Regions from separate parts of the Homo sapiens genome. Here regions 1, 2 and 3 are each linked to region 4. The links are chromatin loops, found by intact Hi-C in ENCODE. Cell type or tissue: PC-9. All regions are shown on one strand.

Region 1 (4,000 bases), 81 kb after region 4:
GCCAGGAAAGGTGCAGCTTATCACCAGGGATGTTTTTACCAGGCCGCTTCTGAACTTTAACCCACTGTCGAAACCAGGGTCGTGCGAGGGAGCCACAGCTTCTGGGCCCCCAGCACAGCTAACCCAGACTGCAGGCCTGATGTCAGCCACGTGATGTCACCTGCAGCTGGGGCATGGGCTGGCGAGGGATGCTGCGGCCCCGTGGGTTAGTTCTGGTGCTTAAGTCAGGGCGTCACAGCAATGGGAAAGGGTGATGCCAGGGAGAAGCCAGTGTAGTCCAGAGAGAGCTCGGCTTCTCCACCTGTGGCTTTCCTCTGCTCCAGGGGGACATGTAGACATCATTTGGAACGGAAAGTGGGCTGAGCAGCCACACCATTTGTTTCCCCATCCGTGTATTCTGAGGTTGCGTGCTCTTCAGTTTTTGCCCAGAGTGCTGGGCCCTGGACGATTTTGCTTCTTGCCCGAGTGCTGGTTTAATAACGGTGTGAATCAGAGGGGCGATGAGCCAGCGCCCACAGCGCAGAGCATCCAGGCATGTTGCAGCGGCGCAGAAGCGATGTGAGTTCCAGCTCCCGAAAGCCAGGGCTTTATTTCAGGGCTGTGGCCGAGGGCTAGATTGACTGTGGCCGGTGCCTGGCATCCTCCCTTCTGCCCAGGGGTGGTTCTCGCCTTCCTCCCTGAACTACCCTGAGCCGATTTCACCTTCCTCCAGTACCCCTTGCTCAGGGGTGGGAGTGGCTTTATTTGAACTCATTGAGGTTTCTAACACTCTTGGGAACATCACAGTAGAGAGGATGGCTGCACGCGTGCCAACATACCCATGCCTGTCTCAGCATCTCCCAGTCTCTTAGATTCAAAGGCATCCCCGAGAAGCAGGGCAAGCTTCCATTCAGGATAATGAGATTTAAGTTTGTTGGTCCTACTGTCTCTTGTGTTTGTAATTGTACATCACGTTTTCATTTGGTTTTGATGAGAGGCACACAGGGGGCAGGAAGAAGGGAGCCCAGTATCCCCATCCTCACCTAGAGACCTTTCAACCTGAAAGCCCCAGGTGCTGTTTGGACAGAGGGTGAGGGTGGAGTGAGTGGCAGATTGACCTGGGGACTTGGCCTTTGGAATCCTCACGCTCTCTTTGGAGGTCCTGAGCATCCTGCAGGGTAGCATTAAGCCCTTCCTCGTTTGTGCCAGTGCGCTTTTTGTAAATCTTCATGCCACGACATCCCAACCTCCCCTTGCGTGTTAGTTGGTGTGATTGGGTAAAAGCGGATCAATCCTTTAGAGATGTAAAAGGCAGAGGGGACAGTGGGAAGCCATCTCATGGAAGCTTTTTGTGAAGCTGCTCAGAATTCCTTCTCCCTCCATTGCTAACAGCCCCTCCAGCCTCCCTCCTCCAATGGAGACATTGAAAACAGCAACTTCCCCTTCCTTGCCCTAATCAGGGGTCTCCTCCTGTTAGCCCGTAGGACATAGGAGGCGCCTGCTGGCTGCTGCTGCTGGGAGCTGTGGAAACATGTGGCTGCCACGTAGGCTGTGAGTCAGCATCCCACCTTCCACAGGGGCCTTGGGAACCTGAAGGTGCTCAGTGCTCGTTAATATTAACCATCCCAGGCAGGCCCAGGGCAAATCCAGGAAGAGAGGCGTGGCAGCCTCAGGGCAGGGCGGTGGGTGGAGACGCCAGAAGCCAGGTGTCCTCTTGGCTCTTCAAGTCACCTGGCTTATTCCCTCCTGAAAATGCATTCTCTCTTTCCCTGTTTGGGTGAACGGCTGCTGGCAGGGCCACGGAAGGGAGGGGCCAGAGATGAAGAAAGGCTTTGCAGTCAGAGCCGAGTTAGGGTTATGGTCCACTGTAAGATCTTGGAAAAGATATTCTCTGTTTTTTTGAGACAGAGTCTCGCTCTGTCGCCCAGGCTGGAGTGCAGAGGCGTGATCTCTGCTCACTGCAGTCTCCGCCTCCGGGTTTCAAGCGATTCTCCTGCCTCAGCCTCCCGAGTAGCTGGGACTGCAGGTGCCCACCACCACACCCGGCTAATTTTTGTATTTTTGGTAGAGACAGGGTTTTACTATATGTTGGCCAGGCTGGTCTCAAACTCCTGGCCTCTAGTGATCCACCTGTCTCGGCCTCCCAAGGCGCTGGGGTTACAGGTGTGAGCCACCACACATCTGGCTGGAAAAGTTACCCTCTAAGCCTTAGTTTCCTTATTTTGAGGAACGGTCATCATGATGTGTACATTTTAGGCTTATGAGTGTTTCCCTGAGATAAAATGAGCACCGGTTGGTGTGAGAAGCAGCGATGATCTTTCTTTTTTCTGAATGGCTGTTTCTCTTGTCTCTTCCCCCAAGATCTGCCTTTCCTGCCCTTTCGACTAATAAGGGAAGAACTTCTCAAACAATTCGGCTATGTAACCTGGAGATGGGACTTTATGCATCATAGTGACAACTGGCTTCTGCTTCCCTGGGTGTGGTAGTTAGTGGAGAAGGGGAGGGTGCCCTGAGGGAGGGAGGACTCTGCAGAGGAATGGGCAGCCAAGAGTTGGTTCACCTGTACAAGAAATCTCCTTGGTGATCCTGAATCCATTCATGAGTCCAGGATGTCTCGGTGGTGGAACAACATCAGGCCTCTGAAATAGGGAAAGGTGAGTTCAGCACGATTGTGAAGGGGCACTCCAGCCTTGGGGATTTGGGCGAAGGGGACATGGGGTCAGGCTGTGCAGCATTCACCTCCTGTCCTTGGAGCCTTATCACCCAGTAGATAACCAGCTGCTTGCCCAGATGACTCACAAGGGTGCTTTAACTTCTGGGATTGTTCAGGGCCAGCTCCTTGGAAATTGAGGAAAACAAGCAAACATTGGAAGATTTGTTTGTTTATTTGAAAAATATTTACTGTGCACCTATTACGTGATGGCCACTTTCTAAGTCACAGAAGGTGCAGAGCCCTGAGCCACATGGACAAGGTCCCAGCTTTCATGCAGCTGAAATCCTCCAGTGAAGGAGGACAAGAAATAAGACATCTAAATAAATAAGCAAGACAACTCAGCTTGCAGTAAGTGCTGTGATAAGGAACTAGGCAGTGGCTCTCAAATTTGAGTGTGTATCAGAATTCCCTAGAGCCCTTGATAAAAACACTGATGGCCGGGCCCCACCCCAGTATTTCTGATTCAGTGTGTCGGAGTGGGGCCTGAGAATCTGCATTTCTCATAAGTTCTTAGATGATGCTGATGCTGCTGGTCCTTGGACCACCTTTGAGAACCACAGACTTGGGTAATGGTACAAGGGGTTGGGTGGGGTGGAGCCTAGTTTAGAAACAGCTCAGAAAGATAAAGTCAAAGGCCTGTGGACTGCGTTCCTTTTTAGTTTAGAAGGCAGAAGGGATGGAGGTGCTGTGTTTTTTGTAGTTCTTTTGTGGAAAGGACAGCTGCAAACAAAACAAAAACCTCTGTCTCACTTCTTACTCTACGTTTATTCCTATTCAGATCAGCTTCTGAGGCCGGGAGTGGTAGCTCATGCCTGTAATCCCAGCACTTTGAGAGGCTGAGGCAGGAGGATCTCTTGAGTCCAGGAGTTTAAGACCAGACTGGGCAACATAGGGAGACCCTGTCTCTGCAAAAAATAAAAAACAAATGAGCTGGGCATGGTGGCACACACATGTGGTCTCAGCTACTTGGGAGGCTGAGGCAGGAGGACTGCTTGAGTCTATGAGTTGGAGGCTGCAGCGAGCCATGATCTCACCACTGCACTTCAGCCAGGTGACAGAGAGAGAGAACCTTTCTCCAAGAAAAAAAAAAAAAAAAAAACACAGAAAAAATCCTGAAACAGATGAACTTCTGGAATCTCATTTCTTTGGGGAGCCTAAAGCCAGCAGGCACGATGCTTGCTTGTAATACAGAGTATTCTCATCTATTTGTTGATTCTCACAAAGCAGGAGTTTAAAGGCCAAGTCTGGATCTAAACATTTCAGAGACACCACTGACAGCACAGAGAAGGACATTCTCATTCTAGTGAG
Region 2 (4,000 bases), 330 kb after region 4:
CTAAGTTCACTGGAGTTAGGCTTCATTTTCAACAGAGACGCACTTCACAGTAGCCGAAGTTGTCCAATGATGGATGGGCTGCTTCATGAGGAAGTATGTCTCACTTTGAAAAAGTTTGAATATTTGGTGCAATGTTTCCAAAGAGATTCAAACGTTGGATATGTTCTTAAACAAGACGGCAATCATAACCATTTATGGTTGATACTAATGCTAAAACAATAGGAATAACATTAATTGGGCACTTACTATTGATATGTGGTGCTCAGTGTTTTCTGTACATTATCTTATTTAAACCTTTACCGTAACACTGGGGTAGTTACATTACTACCATCTTAGGGGTGAAGAGTGAAGCCTTTTTGGTGAGTGCAAGTAAAAATCTGACAGGTCGAGAGACCTGATAATTGCATTATGGACATTGGAGGGATAGAGTAGAATGGCATGGTTTTTTTCCATTATGGCTGCAAACAAGGGCAGGTGCTTTCTGCACTTTGTATAGGAATGGCACAGCTGCAAGGCAGACAAGAGGGCCCCCAAAGGAATCTAACAGAGCTGTCAACTAGGTGGAATTAGTCTACCAGAAAAGATATTGTATAAATATTCATGCAATATAATTTTTGTCCAGCTTATTAGTTCTTTGGGATAATTTACTAGGAAAATTTCATGAAAACTACCTGTCAGTTTGACTTTGGAATTACTGTACCCATGATTTTTTCTGATGCCTATAGGATTAGAGAGGACTGACTCAGTCCCTCATGATTCCCTGGATCAACAGCCAGTATTACTTCTTACTATTTGACAATTTCAACAGAAAGATTGAGTTGTTTTATATCTTATCCAGCTTTTAAATGGTTGTCAGTGGGAAATGTAGTCCAAATACCTAGCCTAATGCTATTGGAAACTGGAAGCACTATCAGTGAAGTTCCCCATTCAGTTATAGGCGCACTCTATGCTAGACTGAGTGATATTTCTATGGTTAGTACGCCCCCGGGGTTAGAGGCTCCCTGGTCTTTGTCAACTGAAACCGCTGAATTGAACAAGGAAGGAGAAAGAGGAGTTCCAGAGGCAGATCAGATGCTGATGACCAAGAGTACGGAACTTGGCCACTCACGGGGCCTGCCAAGGTCCTAGCACGTAGTGTGCAGAGGGCAGGATCTGAAAATGAAGTGTTTGTGAATGGTGTGCAACAAACAGTAACCACTTCCTAAAGAATAGTCAGGCACAGTGACAGATTGGACAACAGCGAGAAGGGACTGGCTAAGGACTGGCCGCCTGGGTTCCGAGGCCAGAGTGGGGGAAAGGAAATGCAATGAGAAGGGGGATGGGGAGAAGGCAGTGAGAACCCCACCACCCCAGCTCTGGGCTTGTGAGCAGGTGGTGAGACCTCAGGGCTGGGGTTTGGTCACCTGTCACCCCTCACCTCTGCTAGACGCTTCAATCTGCCCAGGCCCTTTGGGGGCAAAGGTCTTCCAATGAGATGGTATCATGAATTCAGGCCTGTCCCGAGGAGCTTGCACGGAGAAATGAATAGTAAGATTACACAAGCCTCCTCCCTCCCTGCCTCTGGTGACCCAGATGGAGGGGGAGGCCCACCGTGCTGCCCCAGGCTTTTTCCAGCACGAAGGAGTTCTTCCTTGGGGTGGAACCCCTTGGTGAATTAGGAAGAGATGTGCGGTGGGAAGAAGAGAATGGTGCAGTGGGAGGAGGGGCAGAGGCCAATCCTGAACGCCCCAGGGGCCCTTTGCAATGCAGAGCGGTCCTGGCAGGGGACGCCCAAGTGGCGCTCGAGTTGGTCCCAGGGAGGGATGCCACGTTCTTACCTCTAGCAAGGCCTGGGTACGAGCTGGGGTTGTGACACGTGTGTGTTCAGAGCCAAGCGGCTGGTCCCTGAATTGGGTCACCTCAGACGGGCAACGGTTGATCTATCCCGATTGCTGAGATGAGATTTCGTCCTTCCTTGTAAAACCCAGCTGTGCCCCCCGGCTTCTGCCAGCACCAAGGCACTCCTTTGTCCTAGCGTTCCAGGAGGCTGAAGAGCTGAGTAACCCAAAGGGCATGGCGCCCAAGCCGCCTCAGCGCGCTGTCTGCGAATGGGCTCTAGGCGCTGGGTCGGGCTGCTGGGCCCGGCTGCTGGGCCCCAGGGGCTCTAAGGGGACAGGATGTGTTGGGACCTTCACTTATCTTCCTAGCACGTGCGGGGGCTGCAGCCCAACTTCCCCAAGAGCGGTGTCTCCCTGGCACAGCTTTGGAGTTGGAGGGATCGCCCCCTCCCCTGCCTGTCTTTCTAACTTGTTTTTCTGCTGACGCTGGAGCCACGGTACTTTTGCTTTTTGAAACACCCTGTAATTGGAAGAAGAAAAAAAAAAGACGAGTCTGCTCAGTGTTATGAGACAGGCACGTGCTGCCCTCTAATGGCTCCTGCCTTGTGGGTTTCCAGGCTCCCCGGGGAAGGGGCGCCCCAGGCCTGCCTTCCTGGAGGGTCTGCGGAGGGTTTCCTTCCTCCGGGTAAGCGGGCCCCTTTCCCTGCAGCCTGCTCAAGCGTCGGGGAAAGATGTCCGAAGACAGGTAGCTTTGTGTGGCTGGCTGTGAGAGGAGAACGGTCCTACATTCCACTCCAGACCAGGAGCGTTTCTTGGAGCCATGTACCCTACCAGCTTAGGAAGGAGTTGCTCATCCTCCCTCGCAGTCCCTCTGTGTCTACAAAGGAAAGCACAGCGCATGGCAAAGGCCGGTCAGCAGGCTCGTGCACGCAAACAGGCTTCCTTTTCCTGTCCTGCTGGCCAGAGGGGATGCGGGGGATGGGGTAAAATGCTGCTGATACCCCCCTCAGACTTTCCACTGGCAGCCTCCGGAACCTACTCAAAAGCCGAACACAAACCTCTTGAAAAAAAACATCAGAGTTAATGTTTGCAGAAACTGAAGACATTGGTTGGACATAGTCCAGTTCTGTTTAGAGGGGAAACTAGGATTTAATCAAGGAACAAAGTTCATAGGTGTGGGAGGAAAACCTGGGAAACGTTCTGTTTTGGTAGCTGGAAAGCTTGTCTCCAGAAGTGAAGGAAAGAAGCTGAAAGAGGAACTTGTATTTTCCTCCAGCGAGCTCAGATCCTGGCAAAGGGAGAGCGTGATGCTGGTGCGAGCTCTGTGGCTCGGTGGGAAACAGTGCAAAAGTTAGTGTTCCCAAGTTTAGAACGTTTTATGTAGTAAGGGTTCTTGGAAAAGTGCAAACAAAGCAGAGTGGTCCTTCTTGAGCTTTTCCTAAGTTGGGAGTTACTGGTCACAGAGCTTAATGAGGCAGTTCCTGTGGGAGCGGCTGCTCGGGGTGGCAGACCACTGCTAAATTCTGCCCCCGGAAGGGTGATGGAGGCAGAAAGTGGAGAAGGCTGGGTTGAAATCTGACTGAATGAGCCTCATTTTCACAGGAGGGTTAGACAAGAAGTCCCTTTCCTGGCTGGCCACTTCTTGTAGAAATGGAGAAGCATTTTTATTTTTTACCTTATTTAGATCTTCAGTTACAAAAGGCTGTCATTAGGAAATGAGTCTTTCCCCATCCCTTCCCTGCTCAACTGTAGAGGATGAAAGTTTTTTTTTTTCCTTCTCTCTTTTCTGATAATCCTGAGCAAATTCTGAAGAAACACAATTTTTTTTTTTAAAGTGTTCTCTCTTTCAACAGAACTGGCCTGAACTTTTGGCCTAGTCTCTCTCCATAAGCCTGATGGTGCTCATCCAGCCCCAGATCGTGTGAGCAGCTCTCTAAGGCTATAGGAGCCCCGGGCATGTCCTCTTCAGGCCCTGTGGGAACCCTGGCTCCCACATTGTAAGGGATTGTCAGGAAAAAGGGTCAAGCTGGCTGTTAGTGCTGGCTTCAAGGGGACAGAGCTGGGTCTGAAATATGTGTATTTTCTATCTTGAGTTTTGTTTTATGAGCACCCCTGCAACCCACAGCTTACAGATGCCACAAGGTGCCTTTGGGAGATGTTTTTCCAGTCTTGTTCAGCAGGGA
Region 3 (4,000 bases), 250 kb after region 4:
TTCTCTCCCAGGTTAAAGGCCAAGAAGCCCCCAGTCCAGGAGGGGTTTGGCAACGCCACAATTCTTAGGACCCCGGCTCCTTCCGCATCTCTTCTTTGCCATCCTCCATGTGTCTCCCTGTCTTAGTTTGGGTTCTCTAAAAACCAGAGACTGAGGCCAAAGCTAATGTACAAATACTTTCTTGAGGAATGCAACTCCAGGAAGCAAGAGGAAGGGGGAAAGAGGTGAGGCCGAGAAGGAAGGAGTAGAATACAAAGGGGTGCTTTACGAGGCCGGCCCCAGCTTTCAACAAATGCAGCTAATTGTTTAGTTTCACAGAGTGTCTCTAGAAAGGCCCACTGGGGCTTGGAATAATACATATGAGAAGAAGGGAGAAAAATTTGCCTGGCCATGTCCCCCATTAGTCAAAGTTGGCTTCACGGGGCAGCAGGACTCCACACTTCCAGGTGGCACCAGCTGGCATCTCCTAGCTGGGAAAAGCAGCTCCTGAAACAGCAGCAGGAGCATCTGCATTGTGAACACAGGACCTGGGGCCAGTAAGTGAGCGGGTGTGAGTCAGGGGGACTCTCCACCTGCCCATCTCAGCCCAACAGACCTTGTCTGGAAAGGCCGTGTGTCTACCTGAATGAGTAGATCCCCGGGTTTCTTGCTCTTCACAGTAACAGGGAAGCCCTGAGGCAGGTGGTGGGAGGCATGTGACGCGAGGCATGAAGCAATGTGCTGTTGGGTTGTGCCTACAAGCAACATGGGAAGTCAGGAACATCCACCACCATGGGCCCAGCCTGGCCAGGCAGGTGAAATGTCATGGCACAGTAATCTCTGCCACCAGATGGCATGAAACTCAATGAACCTCATTTAAAAAAATAAAAACTCTTTCATGGTTTACAAGAAGGTGGTGATGTCAGGTGATCCTCTCAGAAGTTTAATGTGGTACTGAGCAGAGGAACCACACTTGAGCAGATCCTGGGAAGTAGATACACTGGCTGAGACATAGACTTCATATGCCAAAGTGGCTGCATGAGCTCCGGCCATCATGTCCACATTCCTGCTAACAAGGATGGTGGAAAGGAAAGACTGAGGCACATTGCCTTTATCTGTGGTCACTTCTAAAAAGTTGGACACTATGCTGGGCATGGTGGCACCGGCCTGTTGTCTCTGCTTCTGGGGAGGCTGAGGTGGAAGGATTGCTTGAGTCAGGAGTTTGAGTTCGCATCTCTAAAATAAAAAAGAAAGTTGCACACAGCATACCTGCTGACTTTTCACTGGCCCAGACTTAGTCCTAATGCCACACCTAGAAGTAAAGCAAAGGCAATATTCTGAGAGATCTCATGCATAGCTGAAAATTGCCAGAATGGTAAAATAGAATATTGAGACGAATTGGCAGCTTATGGCACAGCTGCCAGGGTTGGGAGCGCCTGAGGGGGCACTGCAGAGTGTGCCCAGTGTGTGCTCCCATTTCAAATGGGCATGAGCAGGATGGGAGGGGGAGGAAGGAGAGTGGAGATAAGGGAATGGCGGTGTGGAAGAGGTTCAGGGGAAGACAGAGATGCAAAAGAAGAAGGGAGAGGGAGGAGACAGGCAGTGAGAAACGAGGGTGAGGCAGAAAGAGGGACAAGAGGATTGCCCCACCTGCAGATGGGACTCGTTTTGTTTCTGTGGAAACCATGGAGTTTTTAGTGGGCAACAGATGAGGATGAGGATGAGGGTGGGTTCTTGCCGGCAGCAGCACCTCTGTCCAGCCAGGGCTGATGTCGTGCTAGCCTTGGCCTGTACCCTACCCTCCTCCTGCCCCTTGCCCTAAAACCCAGCCAGGCAGACACTGCCTCCCCCTTTTCTACCTCCTGCCTCCTTCCCCTCCCATAGTCTTGGAGCAGGAAGTCAGACATATTCCTTCTAGGGTCATGTGGACTAGATTCACCCCATCAGCTTGGCATCAGCCTCAGGCTCTTCTGTGGCCCTCTTGCACCTGTACTCTGAAATGGCCTTTCTTGTTTCCAAAAAGCTTCTGGGGAGATGGAAATAAGGTCCAATCTGCAGGACATTATGGCCAAATCAAGGATCCCTAGCCACTTCTGGGGCACTAAGATTGCAGAAGGATCATAGACAGCATTTGCTTAGGACAGACATCACGATGGAACAGAACCGTGAAGAGAGGTGCCCTCCTCGCCTAGTGGTGTCCTGAACTGAAGCTAGCTGGGTGCTTCCCCAAACCTGCGTTAACTGAAACCAGCCAGGTTCCTCCCTGCCCGGCCTCATTACTCATCTTGCCACATCTTTCTTCCTCCCTGAAGGAGGAGCCTGGCCCCAGGTGTGTCTCAGCACTGCAAGACGCTTGGTGCTCGCCCGGCCTCGAAGGCTCACTCATGACAGAGGCATCCATGTACCCCTGGGACACGTCACGGGGTGTGTCCAGCACCAGGAAAGGATCTGCCTTTTTGTGTTTCCCTCCCCTGAGGCAGGGCAGGAGTCGGGCAGGGACTCGCTGGACTGTGAGGAGAAGCAGTGTGTCCTCACCTTTCCACCTTCCTCTGGCCACAGCTTTAGCTGCTGAATGATAACAAGGCTGCCTGCCGATCTCATAAGAGGGCATCTTGGGCAAGGCAAGGAGAAAGGGCTTTGGAGTCTTGAGTTCAAATCCCGGCTCCCCCAGCTGCTGTGCAACCGTGATGTATGACAGCCTCTCTGGGCCTCAGTGTTTGTATCTGCAAGATGAGGCTCTGACATAGACCTGATTAGGTTATGGTGAGGATTACACAATCCCTGCTTGAAAGGCACCTGGCTTGTTCTGAGTAAACCCTGTGACTCCCTTTAATTCCTGGTGGGTGGCTTGCTTGTGCCCTCATGAGGTTCAGCACTTGGCAGTACCCTGTCACCTGTTCATCATTAGCAATGACGGACGCAATGCTTCCTCTGTGACAAAGCCTCATCCGACAGAGCAGGACTGCAGGGCTTCTCCAGGGCTTGGGGAGGGGGACAAGGGCAGTGCGCACAGTTCCTTTTTGTTTGCTGATGCCACACTAGGCACGTGAAAGGGCTGGGTCAGAGAACCCAGCTTGGCCCACGCTGTCTCGGTTGGTGGCCGTCCTCACCTTCCTCACCCTTCAGATCCCGTAGGGAGCCCCTGCGGTGGTGCCATGGACGGGAAGCATCCCACCGTGCTTGTGGCTCACCTCGAGGTCCAGGTGTCACTGCATGGCCTGAAAAGGACTGTCTCCGAGCAGGTGCTCCCTCATCTCCCCTCTCCCGATTTCTACAACATCCTCTTCCCTGGCTCCTCGCCACTCCCTCCACTCTTTTTTCTTTAAACTTTTATTAAAGAATAACATCCCTCAATTTTTTTCCCTCCAACAAAGAACAAGCTCATGACCAAGAACAAAGAGGACATCTTGACCGTGTAAGTAATGATGACCGCTCTGTCCCCAGCTCATAGGGACCCTGAGGACTCCAGGTTGCCTCCCTATGTTGGCTCCTGATTCAAGCAGATGGCAGGGGGGTGTGTCCCAAGGAGCTGGGTGCTGATGTCAGGAGCCCAGCACCCTTGTGGAAGCCAAGAACGACACTGAGGGGGCAAGAAGAGACTGTGATGAGCTAAGTGATGGTGTTGTCCCCAGCACGCAACAAGGGCTGGTGCGGCAACTGGCGACCTGAGAGGGAGGGCTGGTCCCAGCAGGGAGGTGTTCATAGAAGGGAGAGATTTTCGGTGAGGAGTGGCAGCACAGTCATTCTCAACCCAGTGTGTCTTGGGAGATGCCTATGGGGTGGAAGTTGGATGATCAGGCTGTTATTGGGTCAATCTGATTCAAGGAGAGGGAGGAGAGGTGACGTGGCCAGAAGGAGGGCAGGAGGGTGGACAGCAGAGAATGCAGCCGGCCACCCGGGCCATCCCCCTTGCCTCCACTCACTCATCCTTTCCCACCCCTGGGCCGAGGATGCGTCTCATTAGGTAGTTTTCAGATGGGTAAACTGAGGCAGGAGCCATTCCAGGCCCAGAGAGGAGAGC
Region 4 (4,000 bases):
GGGGGTATGCAGCATCCAGTTACATTCCTGACCCACTTTCGCGTCCCCTCCCTCCCCCTCCTCTTCCTCCTCCTCCCAGACAGGCCGCGAGGGCGCCAGCGCTCCGAGGAGCCATCCGCGAGCACTCCCCAGACAGCTGCCGGCTGGGTGCACCCGGCGTCGGGCACTACGGGGGGGACGCCGAGGGAGCCTGCCCCCGCCCCCACCCCCACCCCCGGCTTCCCTGCGCGCTCCCTCCTCGGTCACATGGACCCGCGAGCACCTGTTGGCAACCTCAGCCCCAAGCCGAGCCCCCCGCCGCCCCCTCTCCACCCTCACAGCAAAATTCCTTGCGGGAGGGAATGGGAAGACCGCCCAGTTCCCGTTCTGCAAACCCCGCTTTGCTAGGAGGGCGCAGGGGCCGGCGGGCGACGCCTGCACAGCTGCTCAGCTTAGGAAAGTGCAAAAGCGCCGCAGGCAAGCGGCGACTCGGTAGAGGGGATCCTAACCACCCCCTCCACGCATCACCCGCCTCCCCCGAGGCGGAGCGGGGAGATGGGGTGCGCCCGCCCCCAGCCCAACTCCGCTGGAAACCTGGGCTCCTCGCGGGCGCAGGGTGGGGATGCTGTGGAGTCCCGGCCGGGGCCGCAGGGGCGAGGGCAGGTAGCGGGTGGTGACGGGTGGGTGTGCGTTCCGGGTAGCCCAGTGCAGGAAGGGGGAGGGAAGCTGCCGTCGCAGCTGCAACTTCTGAGCGTGCAGAGCAACTCAGCAACTTTGCCTGCCCGGCGCGCCCCTCCCCCGCGCCACCGGGCCGGGCCGGGGGCTGCGCGGCGCCTTGCGGGCAGACTGGAGGTGCGGCCCAGTGGGGAAGGGACTGGGCTGGGGCTGCGGAAGTGGCACAGCCTCTCGGGGGACAGGAGTTGGGGGGCGCACCCACGCGCCCCGAGGCTTGAAAAATACGCCCGGGCCCCGCGCCGCGCACGCACCCCGCAGCCCCACACCAGCCAGGCCCTCGACTGCCGCTGGGCTCCGCGCGAGGAAGGGGGCGGAAGGATGGCGGCGGAACCATGGAAACTGTGCTCGGTGGATAAATAAGGAGAGGGCCGCGCTAGGCCGTCCCGGGCTGCCAGCATCTCGGAAGGCGGATGCAGCGCCCGGGGGAAGCGCGGCCCAGTTCGCACAAGTTGTTCTTCCCGAGCCGCCGCAGGGCTGCTGCCCTACCGCCCGGCTCCGCGCCGCAGCCGCCCTCGGGGGACGCCGCCTGGAGAGGCAGGCCCCAGCCTGGAAGGAGGCCGCCGGCGGGGGCTACGAGGTGTGGGGCAGAGGAGAGTGTGAAGGTGACCCCGGGGTCATCAGGTGTTTGTTCCGGGTCTTAAGGACCGCGCAAAGCCCTGCCGGTCTCGCTAGTCCCAGGTGCGCGTCCCGGAAGGTGAATTCATGTAGTTCAGACATTCTGAAGCTTCAGTGGGGCTAAATCCAGAAGTACAGGGAACCTGGGACGGCCTGGGATGGTACCCCATGTCCCCGAAGTTCTGCCCACACCCCTTCAGGGCGGCTCCCGGGAGTCGGATTGGCAACAGGGAAGCAGGATGTAAACTGGGAGGCTCTGGCCAGGCCCGGGCGCTCAACCGCACCCATTCCCTGCAAGCAAACTTAGCCTCCAACCTTCCTCCCCAGAGCTCTTCATCTGACTCACTGCCGAGTTACTGATGCTCTCCGGCCAAGCCTATTGCCTGTAAAGCTAGAGATTTCAATGGTGGTGTTATGAAGTTGAGTCACTTCAGGGTGTGGGGATCTTCAGACGCAAAGGGGTTATTTCAAGCGAAAGTAAACTACCTGCGCGGAGAAGCCTGGCAACCAGCTGAACGATTTAATTACATGCCATCTTAATTTAAAGAGATTTGCATGTTCATGAGGCCAGCTGGACAGTTACATTGTGATGTGTACCTGGAAATTACTTTTTAACTGGATAAGGTCAATTTATTTCACACCACGAACGGGTGAACAGTATTTCTCTTTTTTTGGATTCAACATTTTTGGTTCTTTTACTTCTTTTTCTCTTTTCTCTAATCCCACGACATTATTTTCTTTTACTTCTTAATGAAAAAAAAAATAACCTTCTACCCTTTTCCTCTGAAATAATTATGAAAGTCTAGGCTAGAGCGTAGTTTTCCAGAATACCATTCCAAAGAACTAAATCTTCAATATGGCCTTAAGTTATATTTGAAAAAAGGGCTCTGTGGTCATATATCACAACACATTTATTCCCAGATATACACAGTTTTGAATGTTAACATCTCTGATGTCTTCTATTTGGTGCCATCTTAGCATTGGGTCATAGTTTAATTGGCTATGATTTTCTTTCTTAGTGGTCCATAAAATAAGGAAGTTTGAGAAATGCTGAGTTAAGCAAGTTAAATCAAGTATATTTGTTACACAAGAAATAAATACAGCAGTGTAAGGCCTTTCAGAATCTTTGATGTGCTAAGGTGTTTGTGAATCACCACGAAGAGTTTATAATATGAAAACTTTCCTAAGTATGTTTGTTCAGTCACCGTTTTTGTTTTTTGTTTTTTGGTTTTTTTTGGTGAGGATTTTGCCCAGGGCTAGTGTTCCTTCTGGGTACTGCTGCTCTGCTGCTCTAGGAATTGTGCCAGATTTGAACAGGGTTGAGAGAAGTGTTCACGTTTCAAAATGGTGTCATTAGGAATCATCAACTGATAAACTAAATTTTAGTATAATTACCAAAAAGAGAAAGACCATTTGAGGAAACATTCAGAGGCAGACCTGTTCACATTTGGCTGTAGTGGAAACTGAATCAGGACCATCTTTAGAGAACTGGTTCCAGTGAACATTTAGTATGTCGGAAAATTCATGCATCTGATATATCTAATCCATGTTACACTACCTCCTGCATTATTTTAATTTGTAGGAGTCAATAAAAATGTCTTATTTAAAGTAGACTGGCACTAAGCCACTCCCCAATTACTTACAAAAAGTCCCCCAAAACATTGTTATAGAAAAATAAGAAAGGGTGGTGAGCACATGAAAGTGTACTCTAGGCTGGGCGCGGTGGCTCATGCCTGTAATCCCAGCACTTTGGGAGGCCAAAGCGGGAGGATCACCTGAGGTCAGGAGTTGGAGACCAGCGTGACCAGCGTGGAGAAACCCCATCTCTACTAAAAATACAAAAAATTAGCTGGCCGTGATGGCGCATGCCTGTAATCCCAGCTACTCGGGGGGCTGAGGCAGGAGAATCGTTTGAACCTGGGAGGTGGAGGTTGCGGTGAGCCAAAATCCCACCATTGCACTCCAACCTGGGCAATAAGAGTGAAACTCCATCTCAAAAAAAAAAAAAAAGAGCAGGAGGCATGTACAATTTTCCAAAGACAAATGAAATTGGAGATAGAAGGCCAGATGTGATGGTTCACACATGTAACCCCAGCCTTTTGGGAGGCCAAAGCAGGAGGATCTCTTGAGGTCAGGATGAGACCAGCCTGGGGCAACAACGAAAAAATCCATCTCTACAAAAAACTTAAAACAAAAAATTAGCTGAGCATGTTGTCATGTGCCTGTGGTCCCAGCTACTCAGGAGGCTGAGGTGGGAGGATTGCTTAAGCCCAGAAGTTTGAAGCTGCAGTGAGCTGTGATTGCACCACTGCGCTCCAGCCTGAGTGACAGAGTGAGACCTTGTCTCTGGAAAAAAAAAAAAAAAAAAATTGAGCATAGGAAAGAAAAATCTACCTCACTAATCCCTTACTAAAGGTAAGAAGTAAAGCAGAGATTTTTATAAGCAAATAAAATATCCTACTTAGAATGTTTAAAATACAAATATAAAATGTGAATTTATGTGCATTAGCTCATTTCACGGTACAGTAATCCTGTAAGGTAGATGGAGCCACCATTCTTACCCTCAGATTGCATACCCTCCCATTCATTTATGTAACAAGCACTTATTGAGAACCTACCAGGCTCCAGACAGGACCCTGGACTTTGATGATAGAAAGACAAATATGAGAAA

Evidence for each region. A loop is a pair of places that touch in the nucleus more often than their neighbours do. Peaks named below come from ENCODE experiments on the same cell type or tissue, not always from the same donor. Only the 100,000 strongest peaks of a DNase experiment are listed, where the experiment ranks them.
Region 1: it touches region 4 in a loop (4-fold over the local background); 5 of 110 quality-filtered maps call a loop at or near these places.
Region 2: a loop joins it to region 4, with 2.6 times the contacts of the local background. A loop is called at or near these places in 7 of 110 quality-filtered maps.
Region 3: a loop joins it to region 4, with 4 times the contacts of the local background. A loop is called at or near these places in 6 of 110 quality-filtered maps.

The regions. Positions count from the first base shown.
Region 1 is chr6:6,967,602-6,971,601 of GRCh38, reverse strand. No RefSeq gene overlaps it. Among named protein-coding and RNA genes, the nearest start is that of LINC03055, 84 kb to the right of the region's middle. RefSeq lists an enhancer at 2,612-2,906. In PC-9, no CTCF peak of the experiment used is centred here; DNase peaks (open chromatin) are centred at 1,631 and 2,451; H3K27ac peaks cover 2,712 bases.
Region 2 is chr6:6,723,118-6,727,117 of GRCh38, reverse strand. The region is part of intron 2 of LOC101928004 (a long non-coding RNA gene); the gene reads left to right. LOC101928047 (a long non-coding RNA gene) reads right to left here. Exons shown (of 6, transcript XR_001743949.2): 5 at 1,818-2,337. Among named protein-coding and RNA genes, the nearest start is that of LY86-AS1, 100 kb to the right of the region's middle. RefSeq lists enhancers at 2,266-2,325, 1,642-2,335. In PC-9, a CTCF peak has its summit at 2,452 (motif pointing left); no DNase peak of the experiment used is centred here.
Region 3 is chr6:6,802,110-6,806,109 of GRCh38, reverse strand. No RefSeq gene overlaps it. Among named protein-coding and RNA genes, the nearest start is that of LINC03055, 82 kb to the left of the region's middle. RefSeq lists enhancers at 1,917-2,056, 2,067-2,126, 2,377-2,556, 1,866-3,065. In PC-9, no CTCF peak of the experiment used is centred here; a DNase peak (open chromatin) is centred at 2,359; H3K4me3 peaks cover 312 bases; H3K27ac peaks cover 3,298 bases.
Region 4 is chr6:7,048,668-7,052,667 of GRCh38, reverse strand. No RefSeq gene overlaps it. Among named protein-coding and RNA genes, the nearest start is that of RREB1, 57 kb to the left of the region's middle. RefSeq lists silencers at 430-879, 910-1,029 and an enhancer at 861-1,362. In PC-9, no CTCF peak of the experiment used is centred here; DNase peaks (open chromatin) are centred at 667, 1,677 and 2,477; H3K4me3 peaks cover 2,434 bases; H3K27ac peaks cover 3,005 bases.